Linked DNA regions of Mus musculus: all the other regions are linked to region 3. A link is a loop called in an ENCODE intact Hi-C map of the cell type or tissue named here. Cell type or tissue: heart. All regions are shown on one strand.

Region 1 (8,000 bases), 160 kb after region 3:
GGGAGCTGGAGGGGTGAATAGCTTCCATGGCTGGGGGCATCCCCTTTTTCTGGGGCAACCCTACAAAGCCCAAATTTTACCCTCAGCTTTCTCCCTCAGAATCTTTAAAATCAGTCCTACACCCTCCATTGTCAGGCCTGGTCTGAGGGCCACAGCTTTGCCATCTTGACAGAGTCATTGCCACTGACAGGTTCTGGGAGGAAGGGTGGCATCTTATAGGAACAGGTCTGAGGGAGAAAGGCCCCGTCCTGGGGGTGGAGCTACATGAAAGGCAGCCACATATTTAGCTAGGTTTTAGCTTCTGCTCCTGATTGCCACTAGATCTAGTCATGCTCTTGGCAAGTTTATGTCTGACCCACTTTGGCTCCCAGTGTGAGAACCCTGAGAACCTGAAGATGGGCGCACCCGTATAATGGACTGGATTGTGTGCAAAAGCTGGGACACACGATGTAATCCCACCCAGGGGGCTGATTCTGGAGGAATGAAGGGAGGCTCAGGGCAGGGGGTGTGTGAGACTTCTGGAGAAAGAGCTGGTGGCATTACACAGCCTCATTCCAACGGACTCTGACATGTCACACAGTGCCTAGCACTTCCAGGAATGCTTTGTGGCTAGGCTGCAATGGTTATGTAGCCAACGTGGCAAGGTCACTGTCGAGAACTTGAAAGTGTGGCTAATGCCGTTGAGGGAATTACACCTTAGCTAGCTCAAATATAAAAGGTGTTCAACATTCTTAAATCAGAAAAAAACAAAACAAAACAAAAAACACATATTGGATCTATGGTGAGATAGCCTGGCACACTGGGCTGGCCAAGGTGTGATAGACAGTAGCAAGTGTTGCTGAGGCTGGGCAGAAGCCAGAAAGAGACAGCATACAGACACCTTAGATGACAGTGTAGCCGTTCCTCAAAGTGTTAAACACACAACTACCACATGATCCTAAGCACATTAGGAATATAACACGTATACGCCTAAGCATACACTCAAGAGAAAGAGAAGCAGACGTCAACACATATGTGACTTTCATGGCAGCATTATTCATACTGGGCAAAAAATAAAGATGAAGCCAATGTCCATCAAATGATGGCTAGATAAGCAAATATTATCCACACCGTAGAATATTATTCAGCCATGAAAAGGAACAGAGGGGTGAAACATACTACAGCGTAGACCAACTTGGAAGGCAGTGCAGAGTGACAGAAACCACAAAGGTGTGTGATTCTGTTTGTGTGAAGGATCCTGAGTAGGTGGACCTACAGAGTCAGAAGGCAGACTAGCATTTGCCAGAGTTAGAGGAAGGAGAGGATGGCAGGTGTGTGCTTAGTGTACAGGCCATACACTGGGGGTGATAAAATTACATGAGTGATGATGTACAGACATGCTGGAAGCCATGGAATCATATATTTTAAAAAGTGGACTTTATGGCGTGTGATTGAGCCTCGTCTGCATATCTCACCCTCTCTAGCTCGTGGTGCCAGGATTGGACGAGGCTAGACCATCTGCTTTCACATTTTGGCTTTGCCATGTGCTGCTGTGTCATCCTGGGCAGCAGTCTCAGCTGCCATGAACTCTGGTTTTCTCAGCTATGAAATCGGGGGTAATAAATAGACTGGCCCAGGCGTGTCCTGCAACCAAACAGGGTTCATATCCATAAAGCCTCTAGGACAGTACCTGGTATCAGAGACAGAAGAGTTCGCCACCACCTAGGATTACTGGGGTCACAGCCAGAAATCCCCCAGGCCTCTTCCAGTGCTCTGCATGCCTGATCCCAGCCCCTCTCCTCTTCTTCTGACTCCCTGCAGATGGCTCTCTGCTGTGTAAACTGTTGCTATAACAACCATTCCCTGTTCCCAGAAGCTGCTGCACAAGAGACCTCATCATCTTCAGCGCAGGGTGTCACAGGAAGGCTCTGGGCATTGTTAAAATAGGAAGCATTTCCAGTAAAGGTAAACCTTGAGGTTCACCGGGCAGGAGATCCCATGCTTGCCCTTAGCAGCGACCTGCCCCAGTGTCTGAGACAGGCAGACTGTCTCCTCTGCCGGAGACCTGCTCACAAGCCCAGTCTAGTGTCAAATCTTCAGAATCCTCTCTTACCCTGTTACCTGGTGTTCAAAGGAAAAGGGGTGGGAGGAATTTTTTTAGAATTGTAATAGAAAAAAATAGACCTAGCCAGGTGGTGGTGGCAGCAGCTGCAGCACAGGCCTTTAATCCCAGCACTCAGAAGGTAGAGGCAGGTGGATCTCTGAGTTGGAGGCCAGCCTGGTCTGCCCAGTAGGTTCTAGGACAGCCCGGGCTGCACAGAGAAATCCAGTCTCAAAAACAAACAAACAAACAAAACAAAGAGAGACGGAGAGAGGGAGGGAAGGAAGGACAGACAGACAGGCAAACTGACCTTACAACAGTTATTCCAAACAGGGTCCTCTTCTGGTCTAATTGTCCTGGATCTAGCAAAGCCTTCCCCAAGTGTGAGCCATTGAGAAGTAGCTGTCCCCTGGTCCTGTAAGCTTACTCCCCAAGTTCTTTGCCAAAGGCTGCAGAGTGAAGCTGAGCTGCACACCATTGCAGCGAGCTTTCTGCCTTCAGCTCACTGCAGAGACCTCCTCTCTTCCCAAAAGGATCCTGATGGGGGTCATAATGGAAGGAGTCTGTCCTCCTTCCTCTTCCAGAAAGCCACCCGCCCAAGCACACTGCAAAAGAGCAGAAATGAGACCTCCAGAGAACAGACTCGGACCCCACACAGGTCTCCAGGTTGCTCATTGTTTTGAAAGGCAAGCTGGATTCTCTCTCAAACTTTGGCTCTGAATATGAGCTTGCCAGGGGAGTCTGTGGGTCTCCAGAGCCTACTGGGTAAGCCAGGCCCTGCTCTTAAAGTGGTCCACTAGGAACAGGGCATGCACCTGGGTAGATGGTGTAGCAAAATCAATGCTGCAAACTCTGGGCTCTTCTCCAAATGTGCTAACCTAGCCAGGGTGGGGACTGGGGGTTACGAAGAATGTCTGCCCCAGGAGTGCAGCGCCTGGAAAGAAGCAATCCTAAGCAGAATTCAGAGGGAGAGGCCTTTGGGCAACTTCTCCCAAGCCCTGAGAGCTAGACAGCTGCCCTTCTTACAGCATTGCGGCATCAATGCAAAGGGAGGCTGCAGGCGGCTAAGGACCCATAGCACCCCCGTGTGGTTGTTCTCTGCAACAAGTCCCAAAGACCTGGCAAGATTTTGGTGGCTGTGTTTCCGGAAAGAGAGCAGAGAGCTGACTTGTGCCAGCAGTGTTTCTCCATCACTTTGAGTGGGGATGTGGGGGTGTTGAGCTCTGGTGCTTTGTCGGGTCTCCTGTTCTCGCAACGTTTACACAAATGCAAAGTAGGACAACCCTCTGGTCACAGCACCTGATTTTGGAGCTGGCAACGCAGCAGATTTTTCCGGAGCCACCTCCAGCCGGCTAAACCAAAAACTCTCGGGTTGAGCATTATACAGACCTCAGCCTAGCACAAAGTCACAGGACCACACTGGCAGAGCTTAGTCAACTACACCGCTCCCTTACTTACAGATCAGGAAACTGGGGCCCGGGGAGAAGTCATTTACCCAAGTTCCACAGCCGGTTGATGGTGTTCCCTTGGGACTTTTACCTCAATGAAAATCAAAACTGGGGGGGTGGGGCTGGAGAGATGGCTCAGAGGTTAAGAGCACTGACTGCTCTTCCCAAGGTCCTGAGTTCAAATCCCAGCAACCACATGGTGGATCACAACCACCTGTAATGAGATCTGATGCCCTCTTCTGGCGCATCTCAAGACAGCTACAGTGTACTTACATATAATAAATAAATAAATCTTTAAAAGGAAAAAGAAAAAAAACGAAAAAGAAAAGAAAATCAAAACTGCACATGAACTGGGGAGACCCCTGCCTGGAAAATTCCAGGCTGTAGCTGCCTATATACATCCTTCTCTTATTTAGGCCCAAGTTTGTTTGTAGCTCTAGTTTTTGTCTAATGGCCCCATATAGCCAGTGCGTTTGCTTTTTTTTTTTTTTTTTTTTTTTTTTTTTTTTGTCCTGGCTCTGTCTGGTGCCTCGTGATGTTTCACCCATCAGGAGAACTCCAGGCAGCCCCTTGACTGAGTAGGTTCAGGGTTCTCTAAGGTAAAGAGGAAAAGCCTGGGAGCTCCTTTGGGGAGCAGGGGTGCACAGGGTTTGCTGCACTGCGGGGTTCCGTGTCAGCTGCCTCCTGTATTGTGACTTAAGTGGGAGGAAGAGAGAAATGACGAGATTAGGAACAGAATAAATAGTTTCCTGCCTGCCTGCCTTCTCCGCGACAGTGGGTGTCTCTGGCATGGAGGCCCACCCACCCTGCCCCCTTCTAGGACCTCTGAGGTCAGCAGATGATTTGGGAAGGGGTGAGGAAAGAGGGTGGAGTTGCCCCTCAGACAAGGTTCTGGGCTCTATCCTCGAGCAGGGGAGATCCGTGTCACAGGTCACTTGTCAATTGTTAGCTTTCCCGGCTACTGTGCCCGAGTCAGCGTTTACAGGGGGTGGGGATGAATCCAGTCCAAGGTGACTGGTGCAGATCCCACAGAACTGCCGAGCTTAACCCTGAGCCTCTGGGCACCCTGGGATGAACCTGGGGGTGGCCAGCCTGGCCTGCTCTTGCCGGAGTGGGTAGATTTGTGTCTTTGAGTGGAGGAGAGGGGAGAAAAAGATTCCAATTCCCAGAGACATCTGACCCACTGAAACACAAAGTACTGCTCAACAGGTCCTGGCAGCTGTGTGTGCAACTCCCCAGTGTCTTTCCATTGTTGCAGTGAGTCCTGGGACAAAGTGGCCTTCTGGCTAGGGCTGGAATCTTGTTTTTTGGGGTTTGTTTGTTTGTTTGTTTTCAGCCAAAATTGTGATAGATTTCCAGAATTTAAAGATCAGACTCCTGTACTGGGGATCAAATAGGGTTAGGGAATTTTCTTCCTCTGAAGAGTTGTTGATATGTGTGTGTGAGAGAGAAACAGACATGGAGAGGCCCAGTGCTTCCTGTTTCCAGGTCGTTTAGGCTGGCCTGGATTTCTACATGGATCAAGGCCCAGACCATCCCCTGTGGTTAATTCTGGCTGTGACTTACCTCTTCTGTAGATACAGCTGAGCGTCTCAGCCCACAGCACTGGACAGTGAGAAAAAGAGCCCACGCCAGGAGTCACGGCAGCCCTGAGTCCCCTCTGTGGGCTCAGAGGAGAGGTCATTTCCCGTCCTTAATGTGAGAGGGTGGCAAATGCTTTCAAGCCCTCTCTTGGCTCACTTCCGTCCCTCCTGGGGGCCTGTGCCTCACCCAACCATTCACAGTAAAAGCCTTTGTAGAGGGAAGGTGCAGCTCCAAGCTAGTTTTCAGTTACCCTCCCCTGAGCTACATGGCTTATGGGTTCTGAAACATTGGTGAAGGTAATTAAAGCTTCAATAGTCAAAAGTTATTGCAGTTTACTTAATTGCTGGCTAATAATTAAAACCTCACAGATCGTGGGGAAACCTGACTACTGGGTGATGGATCCCCCTGAGCCTCCTCCTTCTAGAACTTGCCTGAATCTGTTGGGGCTTTTACCCTGAACTGGAGGTTCACTGTCCAGTATGATCTTACAGCTTAGCCTTCTGGTTCAAGCAAGTCCCTATAGCTAAGTGCATCCCACAGGCAGGACTAGCCCTGAGAAAAGCAGCTAGTCAGGCTTGCTGGTGCAGCAGCGAGGTTTGCTGAGTATACCTCAGATGCTACTAGGTCCAGGTGTTAAGGCCTCAGCAAAAGAAAACAGGCTCCCACCTGTTGGTTGGTGGCCGAGTGTGGGGCGCTTCAGCCTCGCTGTCTGCCCACTTCTGCCTTCTGCCAGGTCGATCCCAGCTGTCTGTCCAGGCAGTTTGCTGTGTGCCAGGCTCTACACTAAGTGTGATAGTGAGCTAGGCCCTTAAGCCTCGCTGCAGTGAGGTCATTCCACTCTCTATTTAGCAGAAAGCAAACCGGTAGCAAGATGAAGTAACCTGTTCAGGGCCAGCCCGGCTGCGGAGAGGCAGTGGGTGGACCTAGATGGTGGGTTTTCTTTTTTTCTTTTTTTTTTCCATTTTTTATTAGGTATTTAGCTCATTTTCATTTCCAATGCTATACCAAAAGTCCCCCATACCCACCCCCTCCACTCCCCTACCCACCCACTGCCCCTTTTTGGCCCTGGCGTTCCCCTGTACTGGGGCATATAAAGTTTGCAAGTCCAATGGGCCTCTCTTTGCAGTGATGGCCGACTAGGCCATCTTTGGGTTTTCTTCTTGATACTAAAAACTGTGTTGTTTTTGTTGTTTGCTTGTCAGTTTGAGACAGGGTTTCTCTGTGTAGCCCTGGCTGTCCTGAAACTCACTCTGTAGACCAGACTGACCCCAAACTCAGAGTTCTGCTGGCCTCTGCCTCTCGAATGCTCAGATTAAATTAGTGAGCCACAGCTACCGGCCTAAGATCTATGTTCTTGACACCACAGTGAAAGTCCGTTTCTCCCCGGTGTCCAGCTCTTTAGCTTAGCAGGAAACCTTGTCTTAGCATTCTTGGGAGGCCTGTTCCCCTTGTCTGATGCCGGGCAGGTAGAAGGAATCTGTTCACATCACATACACACACACACACACACACACACACACACACACACACACACACCCTGGACCTTTCCTTCTCAGATGCAGACTGCCTCTTTTCCTCATGAATGTCTTAGTCACCTTCCTGTCTCACAATGGGAGGTAGAACCGCCCAAACCACTCCATGTGTGTATCTGCAGGATTGTAGAAGACTGTATGGACACACCTTGGTGAGATGTGCATATTCTGAGGCAAGGTATTATAATGGAAAGAATAGGGGAGTTGGAATCCAGACAAATATAACGAATCAAATGAAATACCACAAAGTCATATGTTTAGCGTCCTGCCTCACATGGGGCAAACATGGGGCTCCGGCATTACTGTGTGCATGCACCTGTGTGTCAAGTGTATTTGACTGATGATCTGTAGTGAGACTCCTCAGACACACATGATACACACACACACACACACACACACACACACACACACACATATCCTGGGAGCCATGATGTGCTCTGCAAAAGCTTAGCTGTAACGTGCACAGAGGTCTCACATAGGTTGGAAACATCCTGAACAGTAGGAAGAGACTCCTCCGTCTTTGACAGACCTCAGCATTTTCCTCCCAGACCACATCCTGAGACCACAGGGTTGACCGAGACACGGAGAGGCAGCCTCCAAGACATCGGGACATAACCAGGAGAATAATGTTTTAGGTAATGTTAATGTCATCACAAATCGCTAGTGCTTTGAATGGCTCCATCCCTTCCCAGATCTTCATTCTCACTGCAGACAGTGAGAGAGAGGCTGGATGCTGGGGTAGAACAGGGCACAGAGGGGCGAGGGTAAGGGGTAGGGTGAGTTCTTTGGAAAATATAACTTAATAAAGGCTAAGCATGGAAAATTTACTTGGAGATCAGAAGTATAACTATCACCCACACACACATACATACCACACACACACACACACACACACACACACACACACACACAGAGCAGACCCAGCTGTGGAAATGTAAGGTGTCATACTGTATCTGGCCACTAGGGGCCACTGCTGAGGCACCCATGGAGCTTTAGGGTGTAGCCGCTTCTGGAGAATCCCAGCCAGGGCACTGAACAGATCCGGCCATTCCCGTTAAATCAAGCCTTCTTGCCTCTCTAAGCCTACCCTGGGGTCTGCAGATCACTCTTAGTCTCTCTGCCATCCCTAGATGGCTGTGCTCCTGCACCTTGGCCTCCCACCTCTATGATACGCAGGACTGGGCCAAGCCATTTCCAGAACCTTGGTATTTTTGGTTTTTGAAGAGTCGTCCTGGTGTGTGTGTGTGTGTGTGTGTGTGTGTGTGTGTGTGTGTGTGTGTGTGTACACTACTCTACTCTGTTGATATGGAAAAATGTAGGGGTTGGGGTAGAGGTCTTTGAGGAGGTTGGGGAGAG
Region 2 (8,000 bases), 530 kb after region 3:
AGCAATGTGGGGAGGAAAGGTTTGGTTTAACTTACAGTTCCACATCACAGTCCGTCGCTGAGGGGACTCAGGGCTGGAACTCAAGCAGGGACCTAGAGGTGGGAACTGAAACAGAACTGACCAGCTTGCTCCCATGGCCTGCTCAGCTTGTCTTTTTATAACATCTGGGGCTACCTGCTCAGAGGTGGCATTGCCCACAGGGCTGGGTCCTCCCACATCAACCACCCATCAAAAGAAACCAAAAAACCCAAAACACCATCACCAACAACAACAACAAAAAACAAACCCAAAAACAACAACAACAACAACAATCCGCAGTCTTGCCTACAAGTCAATGAGATGGAAGCATTTTCTCAGTTGAGGTTCCTTCTTCCCTGATGATCATGGCTTGTGTCAAAGTAATTAAAAAAAAAAAAAAACAATAAAAAACCCTAGCCAGCAAAAGTAGCCATGTGTCTGGTACATGATGCACATTCAATAAACTTTTGTTTTATATTTTTAGTTTTACTTTTAAAATGTTTTTAACCTTTTTTTTTAAAGATTTATTTATTATTATATCTAAGTACACTGTAGCTGTCTTCAGACACACCAGAAGAGGGCATCAGATCTCATTACCAGTGGTTGTGAGCCAGCATGTGGTTGCTGGGATTTGAACTCAAGACCTCTGGAAGAACAGTCAGTGCTCTTACCCGCTGAGCCATCTCTCCAGCCCCCTAACCTTTCCACCATCACATGTGTCTATATGACACATGTGGGTTGCATCCCCTTGAACTGGAGTTACAGATAATTGTGAGCAGCCATGTGGGTACCACCTCTCCAGCTCCTTTAGAGATTTTTAAAGACAGTTTCAGGGCTGGAGAGATGGCCCAGCCTTTAAAAGCATTTGCTGGCTGGGTGTAATAGCACATGCCTTTAGCTGCAGCACTTGGGAGGCAGAGGCAGGTGAATCTTTGTGAGTTGCAGGTCAACTTGCTCTCCAAAATTAGACCCTGTTTTGTTTCTCTTGCAAAGAACCCAGGTCTGGTTTCTAGCACGCAGGTCAAGTGGCTACAATGGCTTAAACTCCAGCTCCCAGGGAGCTAATGCTGACTTCTAGCCTATTTGAGCAGACATGTGCTGTACATACAGATAAGCAGGCACACACACACATAAATAAAGTAAAACACCAAGGAAACCCAGTTTCATGTCTTTAAGGCTGGTCTCTAACATGCTCTGAGGCTGAGAGCGACCTTTGACCTTCGACTCTGTCTCCCAGCTGCTGGGATTACCACACCTGGTTACAGTTTTTTTTTTTTTTTTTTAACAAAGTTGAGGCTAGAAGGCAACAAGCATCCTAGGCAAACACTATGGTTTGAGCAACATCCCAGTCCCCCAATACATACTTGCTTTGAGAAATACTTCTAGTTGCATTTTATTAATCTGTGTACATGTTTTGCATATATAGGCACGTGTGTGTACATAGGCACATGTGCATCGGTGAGTGTGTCGATCAGCCGACAATGGGTAAGAATTGATTTTCTCCTTCTACCAAGTAGGTCCCAGGAATGAAACTCAGGTTGTTGGGCTTAGAGGCAAGCACCTTTATCTGATACGCTGCCTTATGTGTCCTCTTAAACATTTTAAGTATCTACCTGAATGCCAGGCACTGAGGACCCAGATAGGAAGACATGGATCACGTTCACCAGATGTTTGGTAACTCCATTGTCTGGGTTCTTCTAGGACCAGTGTACCTCCCTTCGTGCCCTACTTAGGGCTGTGCACAGGAGACCTTCTGTTTGAATATAAAAAGAAAATTTAACGAGTGTATTTTGAACCCCAGTTTAAATCAGAACATCAGAGTCCCCTGGTTCCCTCTCTGGTCCCACCCTTGGGGCAGTCTGAGGCGTGGAAATGTATATTGCATGCAAATGGCCAGGTGTTTCTGTCCCTCCCTTGTACGTTGATAAGTACCAGCTGTTATCATCACAGAAGGCTTACCATTTAAAGTGTTATTTAATTCTGCCAGGAATGGTGGTGCACACCTTTGATCCCAGTGCACGGGACGCTGAGGTAGTAGATGTCTAAGTTTAAGGTCAGCCTGGTCTACGTAGCGAGTTCCAGGTCAGCCAAGGCTACATAGTGAAAATCTACATCAAAAAACAAAAACAAACTCCACCCCAAAATAGAAACAACCATCCCAAATTTACCCTATTTTGAATTTATTTATTTAGTTATTTAGTTATTTAGTTATTTAGTTATTTAGTTAGTTAGTTAGTTAGTTAGTTAGTTAGTTAGTTAGTTAGTTTTTTGAGACAGGGTTTCTCTGTATAGCCCTGGCTGTCCTGGAACTCACTCTGTAGACCAGGCCAGCCTCGAACTCAGAAATCCACTTGCCTCTGCCTCCCGAGTGCTGGGATTAAAGGCGTGCGCCACCATGCCCGGCTTGATTTTGTTTTTTAATTAATTAATTTATTTATTTTTGGCAAGCTAGGGATGGAAGCCAGGACATTGTTCATTCCAGGCTAATTACTTTCCCTCTAAGCCATAACCCAGCGCCGAACCTTTTCATTTATATATAAAAGGCCACACAGTGACCACATCTTACTGTCACAGCATCTTGTGAGACTTCAGAGCCAGGCACCTCTACTTCTCGCCAACGATTAAGTGAAGGGTGAGGCGGTCCCATGGGCTTTCGGGTCCCTGTCCTTTCCCTCCATGCCTTTCACCACCCTTTAGGCTGTTTTGCAGATTCAGCTTTTTAGTGGCCGTATCCTTCACAATAAGGTGAACCCCAATTCTCATGTTCCCTCTTTTTATTTTGAAAACTTATTTATTATTTTTTTAATTATTTGTGTGTCTATATGTGAATTTGTGCTTGTGCATCTGGGTGCAGAGCCCTTAAAGGCCAGAAAAGGGTGCTAGAGCCCCTGGAGCTGGAGTTACAGATTGTCATTAGTCACCGGAAGTAGGTACAGGGAACTAAACATTGATCTGTTCAGGTCCTCTGAACAGAAAACAAGCATCCTTAACCACTGAGCCATCTCTCCAACCTCCCTCTTTATGTTAGTCCCTAGATGTACTTTGGCTGCCTGGAAATTTGCTACACAGTCCAGGCTGCTTCAGACTTGCGCTGATCCTCCTGGTTCTGGCGCGCACTCTCACACACAGCTCAAAGGTGAATTTCACCAGGGCTTCCTCTGCGCCTCACCCTGGCTCTGATCAGCCAGGGCAAAGCCCAACACACAGTAGGTGCTCAACAAATGTTTGTAAAATGAACTACATATGCAACTTTTAGCTCTTTATTTTTTAGTTTATTTGGCTTCTCGAAACAGGATGTCCCTGTTAGAATCTGTCATACTCGATTTTAGCTGTCTCCCGCCTTTCTGCTTTGATTTCTGGCCCTGTTAAAGAAAAATCATAGCTAGCACTCTCTCTCACAAGGGAAGATGTGAATTTTCTCTTGCTAGTGGCTAGTGAGTCATATGGGCTGGAGAGATGGCTCAGAGGTTAAGAGCACTGGCTGCTCCTCTAGAGGACCTGGGTTCAATTCCCAGTACCCACATGGCAGCTCATTCTATAACTTCAGTTCCAAGGGATCTGTGGCACATGGTGCACATGCACACACACATACACACACACACACACACATACATTATGTATGTAGGTGTATATGCACACATATATGCATGCAGGTGAAAACTCATACACATAAAATAAATAAATCTTTTTTTTTTAAGTGAGTCCACATTACCCCCAGTATTCACACCGATTTGATCTTCCCACTTCTCAGGAGCCTGTTGCTGCCCCATGCTATGGGTGAGGAGCCGAAGCAGGGTTAAGCACTTGAGCTACTGAGCAGCTGCGAGTCGTGTACAAGGTGGCATTTGCTCAGTGAAATATGGGCTTGTATTATTTTCTTTGGTGAGGAGTCCTCACCTACTTCATTGCCAGGGAGAGCCCCGGTCTCTGTTTCCCTCTCTCCCTCCCACCTACATAGCATGTTGCATGTAGTCTCTCCCTCCCACCTACATAGCATGTTGCATGTAGTCTCTCCCTCCCACCTACATAGCATGTTGCATGTAGTCTTTAGCTACCAGTGGGGGAAACTCCCAGGTGGAAGCTCGGGGAATTCCTGGGATCATGGAGAGTCAAGGGGAGATTACGCAGGAGCTAAGGTAAGCCAAGTAAGAGGGCTGGCGTAGATCATCTCTGAGCTCTTTGCTGTTACAGCTCTGCACCTTCAGTGCCTTTCTGGGGTTCTCCAAGCAAGTGCTCCTCCGGCCTGGTCCGGAAGCTTCCAGAAGCAGCCGAGGGTGGAGAGCACTTTGCAGGTAGGTGGCCCCTCTGGAGGTGTTGGGTAGCCGTGAGCACACAGTACCACCACCATCTGTGTTTGGATCAGATCTGCAGGCAGCTCACAAGAACTGTGGGCTGGACTTGGGTACTGTGGGCTAGCTAAGGCCGGGGACAGGAGAGGACCAAGGCTTGAGAGCTGTCTTAGTCTCCAACTCTGATTATTTGGTTCCACCTAGTGGCCTCTGGCATTTCAGCTGTCTTACTGGAAATCAGCAAGGAGATTGCATGTCCTTTTAGGCATTTGAAGAAGTGTGTGTGTGTGTGTGTGTGTGTGTGTGTGTGTGTGCATTCATGAATGTGTGCGCCTGTGTACACAAACTCAGAGGGAGACATGGGGTGTCATGCTCCATCACTCTGCCTTATTCCTTTGAGATAAGGACTGTCAGTAAACCAGAGGCTAGCCTGGCTCCAGAGAGCTACAGACATCTTTCTATCTCTGCCCCGTGGCACTGGAGTTATGGGTATATGGAGCCACATTTTTAAAAAAAAGATTTATTTATTATTTTTATGTAAGTCACTGTATCTGTCTTCAGACACACCAGGAAGGGGGGGGGTGTCAGATGTCATTACAGATGGTTGTGAACCACCATGTGGTTGCTGGGATTTGAACTCAGGAACTTCGAAAGAGCAGTCAGTGCTCTTAACCAGAGCCATTTCTCCAGCCCCCAATTAAAAAAAAATATTTCTTTACTTTGTGTGTGTGAATACTTGCACGCATGTATGTCATTCCTCAGCCATTATGTGGGTTCTGGGAATTGAACCCAAGTCCTTTGCAAGACAAGTGCCATCGATTGGAACTCATTTTTTAAAAAAAATGTATTTATTTATTATGTATACAGCGTCCTGTCTGCATGTACACCTACAGGCCAGAAGAGGGCATCAGATCCCATCACAGATGGTTGTGAGCCACCATGTGGTTGCTGGGACTTGAACTCATGACCTCCGGAAAAGCAGTCAGAGCAGTCAGTGCTCTTAACCACTGCGGCATCTCACCAGCCCCTGGAACTCACATTCTTAGCTCTCTTACCCACTGAGTCGTCTTCCAGCTCAAACTACACGGAGTGTCTAGCATATGCAAGCACAATGTGAAGCAGGATGGGCTAGAATATAGAATGAATGAAAAATATGTGTGAATATGAAAGAAAAGCAGAGGCCTAACTCTGGCTTCCATCAGCCCTGTGCTAAGATCTAGCCCAGCGGTTCTCAACTTCCTAGTGCCAAGACCCTTTAATATAGTTCCTCACTGTGGTGGCCCCCCCTCCCCCAGCCATAAAATTATCCCATCGCTACTTTTTTTTTTTTTTTTTTGGTTTCTCGAGACAGGGTTTCTCTGTATAGCCCTGGCTGTCCTGGACCTCACTTTGTAGACCAGGCTGGCCTCGAACTCAGAAATCCACCTGCCTCTGCCTCCGGAGTGCCGGGATTAAAGGCATGCGCCACCATGCCCGGCCCATCGCTACTTTGTAACAAATTTTGCTGCGGTTATGAATCATGGTGTGATCACCTGTGTTTGCCAATGGTCATAGGTAACCTCTGTGAAACGATCGTTCAACCCCAAAGGGGCCGTGACCCACAGGTTGAGAACCACCGATCTGGGTTCCAGCACCTGCCTGTGAAGCAAGCTAGGATCGCACAGTATAGATGTGGCTGCCCGAGTCTGTTGCCGTGGGACTTGGCCTCGCAGGTCTTCCGTTTCCACGTCTGAGAAGTAAAAGGGCTGGCGTAGATCATCTCTGAGCTCTTTGCTGTTACAGCCCTGCAAGCTACAAAGGAGCAGGGGAGGGGTTTAGGGTTGTGAGTCAAACCTTTCTTTCGGATGTCTGGGTCATTTCCTAGCTGAGTGTCCTTGAGCTGGTTTCTTTATCTCTCTGAGCCCGTGTAATGAAGTAAAGGCTACCTGGTAATCATGAGTGTTTAGGACAGAGCCTGGTACTTGGGGAATGCTTAGTACAAATAACGATGACTCCCCTTCACCCAACTAGCTACAGCATAAGGCAGCATAAGGCAGAAAGAAGGTGGAGGATTTTAGTCGCAGCGCAGCCGTTTAAGGTCATGGGAAAGACAAAAAGACCAGAGTGGTTCTGGGGCAGGTTCCTGGAGCAGTTCTCCGGGAGGATTAGAAGAGCCTGGCTGGTTCTGAGCACGGAAGAGCATGTGGTGCTCGGGGCGGGGCCTTAGCGCTTCTCTTAAGTTTCCCGAAGACACAGGATTCCTGTGGGGTCCAAGTGTCCTTTTCCTGATGACATAATCTGGGTCGTGGTGGTGATGAAGCTGGGCTGCTGGCTGGCATGCCAGACTTCAGACAGAGCTCTGGCAGCTCCCCAAGACTCCTCAGCAGAGGACAGACTCTCCTATCTTTCTCTTTGTCTCCTCCTCCTCCTACTCTTTTTCTCCTGGAACCCCTAGTTTTACACAGCATGTCGGGACCTACTGGGTAGGGTGGCAAGTTTCCTGGTCAGGAAGTCTTCTGGGAAAGCTGCTTTCAGATTGAAAGTCTTGGTAGCAGTGGTCAGTTAATGCTTGCCAGTGGACTGTGTAAATAGCTCCCAGTCAGCCCTGTGTCCTGTTTGCTTTGGCCGTTCTCCTTAGCTGCAGAAATCAACATCCCAGTGCTCCGGCATAGATTTCCACTGGTATCCAGAAGGTCTGTCCTGCAGAAATGGACGGGCAGAGTCCGTTCCCTCAGCCTTGATACCTCCCACACTCCCTGCAGTGAACCCCTCAGTGTTGCAGGCTCTCCTGGAAACAATACCTGCTTGTGCTGTTGGGAATCTGCTGCCCATCCTGGCCCCCTTGAAAGTTACCTGGTCAAGTCAATGCTCTTCTTTGTGACAGTGTGTAATATTCTCCCTTGCCTCTGGGATAACATCTTTTTGTTTTGTTTTAGAGTCAGGGTTTCTCTGTGTGGCAGTGGCTATCCTGGAATTCTCTCTGTAGACCAGAGTTGAACTCAGAGATCTGCCTGCCTCTGCTTCCTAAGTGCTGGGATTAAAGGTGCGCACCACAGTGTCTGAACTCCTTGGTCTAGCATACAAAAGCCTTCTTGCTCCTTTATCTGGTGATTCTTGCCCCAACCCCATTGCCCTGCTCTCCATTTCCCTAGCATCCCATCCTCCTGTGAATTATTGCTGTCTGGCAGGAACACCACCCACTTTCAGGACCCTGCCATTTGTGTGCTGTATCTTCTGCCTGGAGCATCTTTCTGTCCATCTCTTAGGAGCCTTTAAGGCTTCACTCCAAAGTCGTTTTGCTTCAGAGAACTTCCAGCCTTCCAGACAGCCCCAGGATCCTCGGACTCTGCCCTGTACCTTGACCCCGCCTTTCACTGCATCTGCCAGGCCAAGGTGTAATCATTGATTTACATCTCTATTTCCTTTCTCTTGACCACACTTTCATAATTTTAATTTCATATTATTATTATTATTATTATTATTGGTTTTGTTTTCATGTAGTTCCAGTGCTGGAGACAAAACCCAGGGCCTCAAACATGCTAGGCGAGGACTCCCACTAAGATATGCCGCCATCCTAGAGTGTCGTGTTTGGAATTTTTCCTTGTAGCTGCTTTCCTTTGGGAGTCTGTGTGGCTAGAAGGCAAGGAATGGGCTCTTGCCTGCTGAGACCAGCATTGAGTTCAAAGGCTATGGAGTCAACTCCATGTTTGAACT
Region 3 (8,000 bases):
ACATGCAGAATTTAAAGCAGTCACCAAGGTTAAAAAACAAACATTGCAAGAGATTTCTGCTAACAGGTCAGTAAAAGATATATAAAAGTACAACAATATGAACTAACCAGTACCCCCAGAGCTCATGTCTCTAGCTGCATATGTAGCAGAAGATGGCCTATTCAGCCATCACTGGGAAGAGAGGCCCCTTGGTCTTGCAAACTTTATATGCCTCAGTACAGGGGAACGCCAGGGCCAAGAAGTGGGAGTGGGTGGGTAGGGGAGCAGAGAAGGTATGGGGGACTTTTGGGATAGCATTTGAAATGTATATATATATATTGGATTAAACAAAATTTTAATTAGGTATTTTCTTCATTTACATATTATATGTATATAATATGTAAATATAATATGTAAATATATATACTCAGTGTAAAAGCAGACAACAGAGAACAGGTAAAGGGAACAGAGGAGACACACAGAAAACAGAGAGCAGGGAGACAGGCTCAATCCTAACCCTATTAATCGTCCATAGTAAATGCAAACATTATAGACTTCATTGAAACTTGTCTTATGTTTTTAAGATGTACATTTTGTGGGCTGGAGAGATGGCTCAGAGGTTAAGAGTGCTGTCTGATCTTCCAGAGGTACTGAGTTCAATTCCCACCAACCGCATGGTTGCTCATAACAATTTGTAATGAGATCCAGCGCCCTCTTCTGGCCTATAGGAATACATGCAGGCAGAATGCTGTACACATAACAAGTAAATAAATCTACTTTTAAAATATTTATATTTTGTATATGTGTGTGCCACATGCATGCCTGGTGCCCATGGTGACCAGAAAAAAAAAACAAACATCAGATCCTCTAGAAGTGGAGTTACAGGCAGTTTTGAGTTGCCTTTGGGTGCTAGGAGCCAAACCCAGGTCCTTTGCAAGAACAGCAAGTGCTCTTGACTGCTAAGTTATCTCTCCATCCTCCTAAACACTTCCTTTTAAAGACAGGTTGTTTAATGCAGACTGCCGTTTTTTTGAAGCCTGGCTTGGAATCCTAAGTACTGAGTACAGTACTGAGTACAGTACTATGTGTACCTGACTGGAGTTTTAAGTAATACTCAATTATTTGCTACTATCTGTAATAAGTGAACTTTATATCTAAAGCCATGAAAAATATGGAAAAGGGGAAATTGTGCTAATGCTATTTAGAAGGAAGTCATTGTGTCGATTCTGGGAATGGGAGTGTAGCCCTGTAAGCTCTTACAAGGCTGAGGAACTATATAACAAGAACCTGCTTCAAAATTTAAGCAAGAGAAATCAAGCCAGCCAGCCAGCCAGCCCCCCAGCCCGCCCACCAGCCCTCATTTTCAGTTCCCATTTGGTCTCCTGTATGTAATGTGCTTTAATTTTTTTTCCTGATAGCTCTTTGTAAGACTTTTCTTTGTCTTTGGTTTCCAGCAATTGTACTATAATATGTTGTGTGATTTTCTTTTATTTATCCAGCTGGGGGTTGAATGAAGTTTTGGTGATTGTAAAATAAAAGAAATCTTTTTAAAAATGAAATGTTTATACCACATACATCTTATGTGATTATTTGTAGCCTCTTGTCTCCCCCCCCATCTCTCTCTCTTGTATTTTTTCTTTATTATTTTATGTTTGTTTTGTTTTTAAGACAGGATCTTGCTATGCAGCCCAGGCTGACCTCAAACTTATGGCAATCCTCTTGCATACGCTTCTTTTTTTTTAAGATTTATTTATTATTATATGTAAGTACACTGTAGCTGTCTTCAGGTGCACAAGAAGAGGGCGTCAGATCTCATTACGGATGGTTGTGAGCCACCATGTGGTTGCTGGGATTTGAACTCGGGACCTTCTTAAGAGCAGTCGGTGCTCTTAACCACTAAGCCATCTCTCCAGCCCTGCATACGCTTCTTGAGTCCTGGGTTGCAAGTGTGTGCCACCACATCTAGCTTGAGATTCGTTCCTTGAGAGATATACCATCAGCCAGATACTCCCCCGACTGGCAAACAAATGGGATGTTCCCTGTTCGTGTGAGGGAGCACAACTGAGGGAGCACTACTCTCCAGTAAAGAAAAGCAACCAGCTCAACTTCAGCCAGAACAAACCTTACAAAACATTTTTCAAACTGAAAAGAGACAGAGGCAAAAGGCCTCATATCATGTCATTTCGTTTATATAAAATGTCTAGAAAAGCAAATTTATGAGACAGAAAGCACATCTGTGGCTGTCTGTGGCTAGGGGTGGGAACTGCAGTTGGTTGCATGTGGGTGGGAGGAATTGCTTTGTGGTGTTGGAAATGTTCTAAAACTGGACTGTGGCAACAGTTACACAACTCTTTAAACTGATTTCTAAAAATCATTAAATTACACACTTAAAACGGGTGAATTATATATATTATACCTCACTAGAAACCATTATGGTGGTAAGAGACAGAAGCCACTAATTTGGAAAAAACTGAGCAGAAAGTGTCTACTTGAAAGAAGGGTAACTGGTCACAATATGTAATTCTTCAAATCAAAGGGAAAGGAGTCAAGGGCAGAACTGGGAAAAGATTAAGAGAGGTAGAAGGCGATCCTATTGAAGAATGGCCTTACGAGCGATTGTCAACTGTGCTAACATAGTTAAGAAACCTGATGTTATGTGGTCCCATAACAACGTGGATATGAAAAGGGGGTGGTAACCAAGCAAGTGTTGGCAACGATGCAGTGGTGTGAAAAGTGTCCAGACTCAAGGCTATTAATTTCACTTCCCAGTAGACTAGTCAAGAATGTGAATGTGCACCACACGAAGCAAGCAAGAATTGCTAAGGACTGGGCTGTAGGTTGATGGTAGAGTGCATGCTGAGCATGGGCAAGGTCCCAGGTTTAAACTTTGGGTCACTCTTGTGGTGGTTTGAATATGCCTGGCTCAGGGAGTGGCACTAATTGGAGGTGTGTCTTTGTTGGAGGAAGTGTGTCCCTGTGGGTGTGGGCTTTAAGACCCTCATCCTCGCTGCCTGGAAATCAGTCTTCTAGTTGCCTTCGGATGAAGATATAGAACTCTCAGCTCCTCCTATACTGTGCCTGCCTGGATGCTACTATGCTCCCACCTTCATAAAAAGGGACTGAATCTCTCAATCTGTAAGCCAGCCCCAATTAAATGTTGTCCTTTATAAGAGTTGCCTTGGTCATGGTGTCTTCACAGCAGTAAAACCCTAACTAAGACAAATCTCCAGAAACAAAAATCAAAATTTCCATAGAAACCATTTAAAATAACAAAAAACCCTATACAATAAAACAGATGAATTATAGAACAATGCAATATTAAAAACAGTAGCAATTAATAAGCTAAACTTACATGCATCAATGCAGATGAACCTTACAGTATAATATTGATCCAGGAAGGAAAGCTGTGGAATTTATCATTTAAAATGTGCAGCATAGGGTAGGGTAAAATTATAATTGTGTGTGGCAAAGATGAACAGCAAACTCAAAATGGTGTTTACTCGTGGGTAGAGAAAGAAAGGCAATGGAAGAGGGGCATAAACTATATCTGTAATGTTTTATTTCCTAAACTCCACAATACAGTTATAATGGTTAAATTTATAAAGCGCCAGCTTGTCTGAGCCATGGGGTGTCCAGATAATTGGTCAAACGTTATCTTGGAGCTTTCTGCTGTGGTGTTTTGAGATAAGATTAACATTGAAATCAGAAGAATGAATAAAACACAGTCTTCCCTAACAGGAGGGAGCCTGTCCAATCAGATGCTCTAGGCTGAGCTGAAGGTGGAGTTCCTCCTCACTCAGGAAGAACTCCTCTTGCCTGCCTTCCTTCTAAATGGAACACCAGCATTCCTAGCCTTTGCACCTAAACTGAGTCTGCTGGTGTTTTAACTGCCGGCTTTCTCTGACCTCAGCTTGCTGGCCCATCCTGGAGAACATGGCATTGGCCAGCGACTAGCACATGTGCCTATTCCTCTTTCTGTGTCTGTCTACCTGTCTGTCCACACACACACACACACACACACACACACACACACACACACACACACACATCTGCTGTCCAATTCTCTAAAGGGTACTACCGGAACAATTCCTTGTTGTATTATTTTTTATACATCTTATATATCTAAAATGTTTCATAATAATTTTATACAAGTAAGCGTAAGTGCGTACCAAACATCAAATGCTGCAGATGTCAAATTGAGAACTGGAGGCTAGTGATGTAGTTTGATGGTAGAGTGTGCACTTATGTTCGAGGCCTTGGGTTCCATGCTCAGCATAACACAAAAGAGAGAATGATAAGGAGGTGAGAAGTGGAACAAGCAGGTTAGAGGCTGTTGTGAGAAGCCACAGTTCCTTGATAGGAGTGAATTCAGTGCAGTACCCAGAGGAGGCCACACGGTGGCAGCGTAGAGGACTGCGTATACACCCTCAATGGTGTTTAGTGTTCAGTAGGGGTGAACGCAGGTTCTTGTTAACCCAGTTCTGGGTAGAGAAAGAGACTTAGCAATGGGTGGCTTTTGCGTCTGCCTGGGGCCTCTGGACTGCGTTTGTTGGAACTGGCAGGGCCCTAATTGCCCCTTGGGTCCCTGTGATTATTTCAGTAGAGATCCTGGGATAGTTGGGTTCTGTGTTTTGCCTGTTTGTAAAATGAGTTTGAAAAAAAAGTTCAGGGCTGGTGAGATGGCTCAGTGGGTAAGAGCACCCGACTGCTCTTCCGAAGGTCCGAAGTTCAAATCCCAGCAACCACATGGTGGCTCACAACCACCCGTGATGAGATCTGATGCCTCTTCTGGTGCGTCTGAGGACAGCTGCAGTGTACTTACATATAATAAATAAATAAATAAATCTTTAAAAAAAAAGAAAAAAGAAAAAGAAAAAAAAGTTCAGACCGGATGCAAATACTCTAGATGCCAGGTTTCTTAGCAGGAGGCACCCAGATACCATGATAGCAACATCTCTCACAGAAAGGAAGGTAAAATGTCACAGCACCAGAAATCAAGCTGAAATACAAAGTCTCTGTGCTGAAATAAGGAAACTACTCTGGAAAGAGGTGGGGAGGCAAAGAGATAATGATTCTGGCTGAAAACTATTGAGCTACTTGAGAAAGTTGTCTTTCTCCCTTCTCCCGCCTCCACCCCCTTTTATTTTTGTCTCCCTGATGATTGCATTTGGCAGTGGGTGTTGCCAAGTTTCCCAATTTAGTTTTTATTTTTCTTTCTTCTTTTCTTCCTTCCTTCCTTCCTTTTTTTTTTTTTTTTTTTTTTTTTTTGAGATAGGGCTTCTTCTCTGTCCTGGAACTCACTCTGTAAACCAGGCTGGTCTCGAACTCAGAAATCCCCCTGCCTCTGTCTCCCACGTGCTGGGATTAAAGGCATGCACCACCACCACCCGGTTCCGGTTCCTAATTTAGCGTCAAGAGAACTGGCCCCAGGGTTTTCCAGGCCACAGAAGCTGGAGGGAGGACTCGTTCGCTAGTTTGTCGCACTCCCCTCAGAAAATCCAGTCTGGGTTTTATTCTAAAGTCTGCTTTGTCTCTTCAAAGGATCTCCAGATGGGGAGATTCTGAGCTGGGGTATTTCTTCCTACCCCTCCCAGACGGATTGCGAGTTTTTTCCAGTCTGAATTCTCCCTAGGGCTCTCCTCCGCAGACGCGCCCACACCAGCAGGGGTCAGCAGTGTCCTACATCTGGCGGGGCGCTGCCTGCCACATGCGCCATCTCTTCCGGGCGCTGCCAGGGCTGCTGGGGGATTAGAGGGTGCTGTCCTGCTGAGGCCTTGGCACCATTCTAATATGCCGGCCGAGATTCCTCCCCTGAACGTGAAGTGACGTGTGGTCATTAAAAGCGCTGATGTGGATGTGAGCGTATACCGCAGACATCAGCAATGCCAGCTTACCATCTGCTTTTCACCGCCAGGTTTTTAATGTGTATTGGCACGTGCGCCTTACTTTGTGGGTCTAGGTGACAGAGAGTGTGTAGCCTGGATTTATCTTGCTGAGATTTTCTCAAAGACCTGGGGGTTCTGGATTCTACCCAGTACCCAGGATGTCAGCGAGGGACTCATGCCTCCCCAGGCTCTGGGAATGACTGGTGTTCCGGTCTCACTAACGCCAACTCCGTCACACCCAACGCTGCTCAGTGGAACAAATTCTCTCGTAGTAGTGTCAGATCTCTATGGCCAGCGTCTCCGTGACTGATGCCCGGGAAAAGCAAGCTCTGCTCAGCTTCCCGATTCATCCGTAGCCCTGGTGTCTTTTTTTTTTTTTTTTTCACGTCCCCAGTCCATTTTGCAGTTCGCTAATTTGTGCCGAATCCTTCCAGCTCAGGCCACCTTGTTAAATATGAAGGTCCCCAGGGAAATCAGAGATCCTAGAAACATCTGGTTCCTTGGAAGCAGCAGGACTCCCTGCCATCTTCCTGCTTCTCAGTTTTCCCCACTCCGACGTGATGGGGGAGCGAGGAAGGGGCTCTGGCTCGCGTACAGCTGGGGTAAAGCTGAATTGGAAGACTCCAGTTAGTGACTGGGATTCCCAGGGCCCCACGACCTTCCAAGCAGGCTCCCCTGCTGCTGTGACGGGCAGATGCCGGCTTTTCCACATGCCTTTGAAAAGGGGGACTTGGAAGAGGCCTCTCACTAGCCTGCTTTCCTAGGAGTAGAGTTACAGCAGCTGATCTAGACAACAGGTGTGGCTTTCCGTCACAGCTGCTGCAAAGCACATCTGTACTAACAAGAAGGCGGCAGTCACAGCTTGGCCCATCAGTCACCAAAGCACACCTCGGATTTCGGGGGAGTGCCTGAAAAGGCACGAGTGAAGGTTGGAGAGACTCAGATCAGCTTTGACAGAGCCCTTTTACCCTGGAAATGCCACAGCGGCCACCTCGGCCCTTGCAGTTTCATTGGTCTACAGCATAGGAATGGGGGAAGAGATCTTCTTCTCTGGGTAGCACCCCAGCCCCTGGACTGCAGCCAATTTCCCTTTCTGGCCAATGGAGCCCAGAACTTTTCAGGGTGGAGCTCAGAATCCAGGCTCTTCCAGGAAGCCAGAAGTGTGGAGGGTTTTTACAGTGGTTCTCAACCTTCCTAAGGCTGCGACCCTTTAACAGTTCCTCATGTTGTGGTGAGCCCCAAAACATAAAATTATTTTTGTTACTACTTCATAACTGTAATTCTGTGATCGTTATGAACCCTAATGTAAATATTTTTTTGAGATAGAGGGTTGGTATGGGGGTCGCGACCCACAGGTTGAGAAACACTGCTTTAGCAGCCTGGCTCTTTGGGGCTGGTTTGACTAGTAAATAAAACCTATGCTGCAGAAGCATGGGGGTGTGAGCTCATCCCCCAGCACACACATAAAACTCCAGGTGCAGACTGGTGAGATGGTTCACTGGAGAGAGGCACTAACCACCAAACCTGACAACCCAAGTTCAATGCCTCAAACACCACTGTGGAAAGAAAGACTCAATTCTGTAAAGCTGTCCTCTGCCCTCCACATGTGTGACACGGCACACCCAGGTGGCCTGATCTTGTAATACCAGTGCTAAAGAGGCAGTGACAGACACATCCCTGGAACTTACTGGCCAGCCACCTAGTGGTGAGCCCTAAGTCCCAATGAATGCCCATGTCTCAGAAGACAAGGCTGGTGTCCCCCCGAGGAGCAGCGTTCAAGGTTGACCTCTGACTTCTATGTGCATCACATGAACATACACCCACATGCCTACACATACACCTCCCACTCACATATACAGTGAATGGCGGCTTGATGTTGGGGAGCCTTGGACATTCTCAGTCAAAGCCAGGCACTGGCTTCACCAATATCACCTCACATCATCCTCCTTGGAAACCTGCCACAGGGGTGCTGTCAGGGTCATTTCTGCTCAGTAGTCAACAACTGAGGTTACATTAAATACTTAGGATGTGGTGACAGTAGTGACAGTGAGGCTTTATTGCCCCCTTAATTGACTTCAAAGCTTGTATCACCCATTGGGCCACACTGTATCTGGCAAATTCAAACGCCTGTTTCCC

Evidence for each region. A loop is a pair of places that touch in the nucleus more often than their neighbours do. Peaks named below come from ENCODE experiments on the same cell type or tissue, not always from the same donor. Only the 100,000 strongest peaks of a DNase experiment are listed, where the experiment ranks them.
Region 1: it touches region 3 in a loop (6-fold over the local background); 10 of 42 quality-filtered maps call a loop at or near these places.
Region 2: a loop joins it to region 3, with 4 times the contacts of the local background. A loop is called at or near these places in 5 of 42 quality-filtered maps.

The regions. Positions count from the first base shown.
Region 1 is chr1:135,540,113-135,548,112 of GRCm38, reverse strand. The region is part of intron 1 of Nav1 (neuron navigator 1); the gene reads left to right. Among named protein-coding and RNA genes, the nearest start is that of Gm32940, 32 kb to the right of the region's middle. In heart, CTCF peaks have their summits at 3,162 and 7,633 (motif pointing right); DNase peaks (open chromatin) are centred at 3,102, 4,612, 5,092 and 7,632; H3K27ac peaks cover 2,534 bases.
Region 2 is chr1:135,168,630-135,176,629 of GRCm38, reverse strand. No RefSeq gene overlaps it. Among named protein-coding and RNA genes, the nearest start is that of Gpr37l1, 4.9 kb to the right of the region's middle. In heart, CTCF peaks have their summits at 4,498 (motif pointing left) and 5,210 (motif pointing right); DNase peaks (open chromatin) are centred at 4,359 and 6,799; H3K27ac peaks cover 298 bases; H3K27me3 peaks cover 3,742 bases.
Region 3 is chr1:135,697,199-135,705,198 of GRCm38, reverse strand. No RefSeq gene overlaps it. Among named protein-coding and RNA genes, the nearest start is that of Gm32835, 13 kb to the right of the region's middle. In heart, CTCF peaks have their summits at 699 (motif pointing left), 4,374 (motif pointing right) and 7,571 (motif pointing left); DNase peaks (open chromatin) are centred at 4,388, 5,668, 6,078 and 6,628; H3K4me3 peaks cover 1,417 bases; H3K27ac peaks cover 1,491 bases.